Regions from separate parts of the Homo sapiens genome. Here region 1 is linked to region 2. A link is a contact called in ENCODE Hi-C or POLR2A ChIA-PET data. All regions are on one chromosome and are shown on one strand. The core of a region is the stretch at or near the end of the contact, and the rest is flanking DNA. Distances in the headings are between cores, read along the strand shown. Region 1 overlaps DOCK10 (dedicator of cytokinesis 10). Region 2 overlaps DOCK10 (dedicator of cytokinesis 10).

The links. A loop is a pair of places that touch in the nucleus more often than their neighbours do. ChIA-PET counts read pairs that join two places held with the same protein, here RNA polymerase II (POLR2A). Pooled maps may share reads with other maps.
Region 1: a loop to region 2 is called in a map with no recorded cell type, with 2.7 times the contacts of the local background. The contact joins two enhancer-like sites. A Hi-C loop is called at or near these places in 2 of 168 maps with a recorded cell type or tissue (chondrocyte and natural killer cell), 1 of 37 single-sample maps with no recorded cell type and 5 of 50 pooled maps. POLR2A ChIA-PET finds 5 or more read pairs at or near these places in 9 of 52 experiments (GM10248, T-cell, activated CD4-positive, alpha-beta T cell and 4 more).

What each region holds. Positions count from the first base shown.
Region 1 is chr2:225,025,123-225,028,451 of GRCh38, reverse strand. The region is part of intron 1 of DOCK10 (dedicator of cytokinesis 10); the gene reads left to right. Among named protein-coding and RNA genes, the nearest start is that of DOCK10, 16 kb to the left of the region's middle. Within about 2 kb of position 2,076, at least 5 of the 41 ENCODE cell types and tissues checked have a DNase peak (open chromatin) inside an H3K27ac peak, as active enhancers do; they include natural killer cell, where a contact is called at or near this core.
Region 2 is chr2:224,920,476-224,923,710 of GRCh38, reverse strand. All of the region lies in intron 2 of DOCK10 (dedicator of cytokinesis 10), which reads left to right. Among named protein-coding and RNA genes, the nearest start is that of MIR4439, 88 kb to the left of the region's middle. Within about 2 kb of position 1,295, at least 7 of the 41 ENCODE cell types and tissues checked have a DNase peak (open chromatin) inside an H3K27ac peak, as active enhancers do; they include natural killer cell, where a contact is called at or near this core.

The DNA.
Region 1 (3,329 bases), core at 827-3,326, 100 kb before region 2:
GAGCTCTAGAGGAAAATTTGTCTCATGCTTACTTGGGCTGTTGGCAGAATTCAGTTCCTTGAGACTGTAGGGCCGAGGTCCCCATTTTCTTGCTGGATACAAACTGAGGTCTATTGCCAGCTTCTAGAGGCCCCCACATTGCTTAAACCTGGCCTCCTTCCTTCATCTTCAAAGCCAGTGGTGATGGCTCAAGTTCTTCACATGTTGCGCCCCTCGGACCCACGCTTCTGCTTTCCTCTCCCACTGAAGGACTGGTGATTGGATTGGGCCACCTAGATAATCCAGGACAATCTCCCATCTGCAGGTCTTCCATCTTAATCATATTTGCAAAGTCCCCTTTTCCATGGAAATGAGTATATTTATAGGTTCTGTGGATTAGGGTGTGGACATCTTTGTGGGGCCTATTATAAAAATGCTCAGAAAGTGCATTAAAAGATTAAAAGGACTAACTCTTCCCGAGGCACTGCTTTCTGATCCTAAAACAAAGCGGAAGGAACTATCTTTTATAGAATACCAGAGACAGTTCTTAAATCTAACCCTCTGCTTATGTGGCTTTGATTAAGTTAATAGACCTTAGCTTTTATCCTTGTAAAATTAGTAGACACAAAATTCTTATGAGGATTGTGTTAGTCTGTTCTCCCACTGCTATAAAGAAATACCTGAGACTGGGTACTTTGTAAAGAAAAGAGGTTTAATTGGCTCACATACAGTTCCACAGGCTATACAGGAAGCATGGTGGCATCTGCTTCTGGGGAGACCTTGGGGAGCTTTTAATCATGGAGGAAGGCAAAGGGGAAGTGGGGCGTCTTACATGGCAGGAGCAGGAGAAGGAGAGAGAGGGAGGGGGCACTACACACTTTTAAACAACCATATCCCTGTGAGACTCACTATCATGACCACAGTACCAGGGCGGATGGTGTTAAACCATGAGAAACCGATCCCATGATGCAATCACTTCCCACGAGGCCCCACCTCCAACACTGGGGGTTACAATTTGATATGAGAATTGGGTGGGGACATAGATCCAAACCATCTCAAGGATCAAGTGATAACATGCTTCAGAGTTTTGAAGCTACATCCGTGTTCATTATTACAGTGGTCATCGGGCCAAGGAGAGTGCTGTCCAGTTGCCTCTGTGCTCCTGTGCCTGGGCGTGAACATCTCAGAATGATCTCACTGTGATTCAGTAGACCCTAGACTGTCACGAAAGGTGACTAGTGGGGCCTGGTCTGGGTGTGCAGGCGAGGTCTGTGTAGGGCTTTGTCTCTGACCAGGCCTCATCATTTTGTTTAGGTGAGAATACATTTCATCCATGACGGATCTCAGACCTACAAGGCTCTGTACTTCTTTCTCCATATATTCCCTAGTACTGTGTACTGAGGAGCCTGTGGGAAGAACCACGTGCTCTATGTACGGGGCCTGACAAGCTGACTATAAGTTGTGTATGGGGACTCAATCATCACTACTCTGAAAGATAGTCTGAACCATTTAACACAGGCATTTGATTCAAAAAGACATCTTTGATTCATCAATAAACAGAGATTCACTATATATCTGGTCACAGAAGAGTGGATCAAGTATTATTCAATATATTTTCAATCCATGGAACAATTTGAGGAAAAATGGGCTTTTAATGTTAGGATGTACAAGGGATCTAATCTTAGACCCCCTTCTCTCTGCCTTCCCCACAAAACCCCCCCTAGGTGATTTCACCCTTTCACACATCTCTGAGCTCTGCCCATTGATATCTCTGTCCTGAAGTTCCTCAATTACTTCAAACTCAACAGGATCCAGATCTAACACAGTTTCTTGCTTCATAAATCTGCTTTTCTTATTTCCTGAGTTGTATACCTCAGTGGATCCAGGAAATCTCAAACTAAAACCATGCTCAATTATTTCCACCCCTGGCCACTCCACATCAGTTCATGCTCCAAGTACTGGCAAGGCTACCTCCTAAATATTTCAGACAGCTCCCTGACCTTAGTGATTTATGTAAGTCACTCAGTATTTCTTCCCCAGACAGTGTTTTGCAATGTCCTTGTGGTTTCCTTCCAGCCTTCTCACTAGTTGTCTTCCTGTCTCTCCCCAGGCAACTATCCACCCTCCATTCTGCCTGCATCTTGTGAACACACAGCTTTGATCATGATATAGCCCTGCCAGAATGCTGCTAATGTTCTTGATTATTGCCCTCAGAGGATTACATCTCACTTGGTTTCAGCCTACCTTTCTGGCATCTAGCTTCACTTTCTAGTATTCTCTTTCCTCCAACCTTTGCCACACTTCAGCCACTCAAGCTTCTGGGCATTACCCAAGGATGCCACTCAGGCCCGTGCCACCAGCTACCCAGAGGACACTTCCTTTTTTCTCTTCTTGTTCGGCTCCTGCTTGCCTTTCAAGACCCAACTAATTTGCCCCTCTTCTGTTACCCTCTTCTGAGTCCACAGGCAGACTTAGTCTCTTCCTCTTCTGTATTTCCATAACACTTCTTGAATACCTTAATTAATTTTTATTGTAATTATTTAGTTATTATCTCATTGCTTCCAGACAGAGAGTTTTATAATAGCTTCATAAATGATTCTTGGTTAGATGGATGGATAGATGTATATGCATATGTATGGTTTTTAAAAAATGTTCTAACCATAACTTGTCAATTTTGAAAGGGTAATGCATTGCAAATATTGTAGTAAAAGGGGAGCAGTATGGCATTATCCTCCTTTTTTTTTAACTGAAGGGCTTTGAATATTACCTAGCCTTGGAAACAAGAGCCCAGGCATTTCGGTCCAATGCTTCTGAGAAAATGTAACAGGTTCAGGGACTTTTTAAAACTAACCATTTTAATTATTGCCTTTCATGAAATGTGATTGTGAGGAAAATTGCATTCTAGGCCCATGATTTCTTTATTTTTTAAAATGCACAACCTATCATTTCTCATTGGAATTTTTAGCTGTTGAACATTTCTACCATTTCTAAATATTTTTTTCTAGTTGTGGTGAGTCATATTAGATTGTGCATTAGATTTTTTCTGAATTATCCAGTTTGCTGAGGGAAATATGGAGACATATTAAAATGTCCCATTGCTAGCATGGAACACCTTGGATCTAGGAGTTTCGAACTCCAGTGTCCTCTTACTGCCTGGGTCAAAGGCCCAGGGACCACCTTCAAGTACCCCTTATGCAACATCTTCCTTTAAGCCACAGCCCTTTAATTTGGTCTTTCTCCTGCCTACAGGACTCCTTCACGATTCTTACTCAGAATTCTTCTCACTCGATATCTCCTCAAGAATCCTTCCCTGATCTCCACCAAAGCCCAGAGAGCTTGCATTGCACTGG
Region 2 (3,235 bases), core at 46-2,545:
TGTGCAGGAATGAGGCTGGCCCTGAAGGAGAAATGCGGGCAGCCAGGTGGGATGGAGCCGGTGAGAGCTGGCAGTGCTGGGCCGCTCTTCAGTCCATTTCTCTTCCCTAGACCATGTCTGCAGGCCTCGCAGCAGGCAACCCTCTTCACTGGGCTTTCTTGGATGGTAAACTCAGACCACAGACCTCAGAGTCTTTGCCAGGGGGAGGTCCTGGTGCAGTAGGTGTCTTTATATTGTTGGAGCACCTCGTTTCTATTAATGCTCACATCTTCCCATATGTAGAATGTTTGGTCCTCACCTCTTTAGAGGAGATGAGACATGTTTTGGAGCCTGGAAAATAAGTCACAAAAAAGAAGTGAAATGACTGGCTCAGTAGTTTGTCAATCCAAGAGTAAAACACCTTGAAGTTCTTCTTATAGGATTCTATCACTACTATATACCTAAATACTACAACACTGTGTCTTCATGCTTAACTTGGCTGGAATGACTGCTATCAAGTAATAGACAACTGTTCATTATTTGTATATTTGCCATACAGTTCAACCCCAGCAAAACAAGAAGGGCCTTCCCTTTAAAGCACAAGTCAGGTACTAAAGTAATATTCTCATATATTTAAACAATAAGTAAAATAAAATCACAACAATACTCTTCTGAATGTGGTAAAAGATGTTTTTCAAGAAACTAATGTAATCTAAGGACATTCTCTAATAGAATAAAAGACAATATCGATGTCTGAGAAATTTAGGTTAAAATCACTTTTAAACACATGCTGAGGGTCATTAATCACAAAGTTTTAGTTAATAGTTCTTATTGTGAGGCTTATAACTCCCCAAGCTTAGACTGATTGATTACTTTAAACACCATCATTTTGTCCTCCTTTTTGAACAGGGGGAAGCTACAATACTGTCAGAGGAAGCTTTTCTCAGCCCCAAGATAGGATAAGCAGCCCTTTTTTAGACTTTTACAGTGACCTTTGGCCAATTGAGAGATAGTCCTGATGTGCTTGGAAGGAAGTCTTCTGTAGCCAGTATAGCCAGCAGATTGGTGGCTGTAACGAAACCTCCAAGACCATCCACTGCAGGCTACAAGAAACCAGAAAGTGACAGGGCTGCAAGGGAGGATGTCTGAATCTCATGGACCTGAAACTATAAACACAGGCCTGCATGCATCATTTCAGGACAGTTTTTATTTCCAAATGCCTGATCTCTGGACAATAGATAGGCTCCTTATGAAATCCTACCACCAAAGGAGAAGCTCAGCTGAGTTCCACTGCAGTTTCAGATCCCTTTTATGCTATTGAGCTATACTAATTGTTGACCAGAGTTTTATAAAAGAGAACAGGAAATCTCTTGTGGTCAAGACAATTTGTAGTGGTCTGAAAGCATCTGATTCTCAGAAAAGAAAAAATTCTTTGTAACCATATTAAAACCCTTACCAAATATGATTGTTTACAGTTTTCTTTGTATTCGATCAATTCATTTTTGCTTCAGTGGAGACACATTAAAGAGATCTAAAATGAGAAGAAGTGCCACAGTTTTTAAAGTGGAAACTTGTGGAGTCCTTGCACTTTTTTTTTTTTTTTTTTTTTTTTGAGATGGAGTTTTGCTCTTGCTGCCCGGGCTGGAGTACAGTGGCGCCATCTCGACTCACCGCAACCTCCGCCACCCGGGTTCAAGCGATTCTCCTGCCTCAGCCTCTCGAGTAGCTGGGATTGCAGGCATGTGCCACCATGCCCAGCTAATTTTTATTTTATTTTATTTTATTTTTATTTTTAGTAGAGACGGGGTTTCTTCGTGTTGGTCAGGCTGGTCTCACACTCCCAACCTCAGGTGATCCACCCGCCTCAGCCTCCCAAAGCGCTGGGATTATAGGCATGAGCCACAGCGCCTGGCTGTCCTTGCACTTTTTCAGACAAATGCTCCAGCATTATAATAAAATACAACTAAGATCAATAGCACGTTATGGGCATACATCATACATGTATTCTCTTTCCTATACCTTGTGTAACCTGCACAGGATATTAGATATGCAATAACTGCACATATTGTAAAATAATGTTTTAGATTTATCACATGGTTCCAAGAGCATAATTCAGCCTGTTGTCTTATTTAGTAAAAAGTCAACATCATTTTATAACAAGAGACCACCAGGCATTGTACACGTGATTAAGCAATTTTTGTAACTCGGCCTGAATTAATTCGCAGTCTCATAAATTGGATGTGAACATTACCTTATGTATTTGGGGGCCTATCTAACTATAGGACATTACTAATCTAGTAGCCATGTGATTACTGTTATGGGGAACCCAAGCCTACATTCCAGAAACTTACCAATAAAACAAGCAAACAAACAAAAAACTTCTTAAATTAGCTAAGTGTTCACGTTAGTATTATTATTTATTGAAATGGAGTTTTGCTGTTGTTGCCCAGCAACATTGCTGGAGTGCAATGGCATGATCTTGGTTCATTGCAACCTCCCCCTCCCAGGTTCGAGTGATTCTCCTGCCTCAGCCTCCTGAGTAGCTGGGATTACAGGTGCCCGCCACCATGCCCGGCTATTTTTTGTGTATATACATTATATATATATATATATATATATTTTTTTTTTTTTTTTTTTTTAATAGAGACGGTGTTTTCCCATGTTGGCCAGGCTGGTCTCAAACTCTTGACCTCAATTGGTCTGCCCACCTCAGCCTCCCAAAGGGCTGGGATTACAGGCATGAGCCACCGTGCCCAGCCCACTTTATTTTATTATGTCACAGAGCAGTGATCGTAGTGGGACAGTAAGTTTACTACATAGATGGAACAGGGAGTGGTTGTGTCACATGCAAAATATGATGGAGCCAATTTGGATCTTATTATTTATGTTTTACTTAATTATAAGCTTAATTCTGGGCCATGTTACTCTACTCTCCATCAGACTTAAAGTATTTTTTTAAAAAGTCAAGAAAGCAATGGAGACTCTAGTGGAAAATGGAAAAGAGGAATAGCTTGCATTTTTGTATAAAAATTTTATTAATAATGGCCATAATATAGAATTTTTTTTTAATTAGAAAGAAAAATGTCTAATGTTCCCAGTAGATTATAATATGTAATATTCCCTGGAAACCAAGCAACACCATATATCTGTAAATTATCCATCCGAATAGGAAACAAAGGCATCCCAGATCATTTAAATTCAGCAGTAATCCCCAAAGCTCAATTTAGGCATGGTTCTTAATATTCTACTCCAAAAC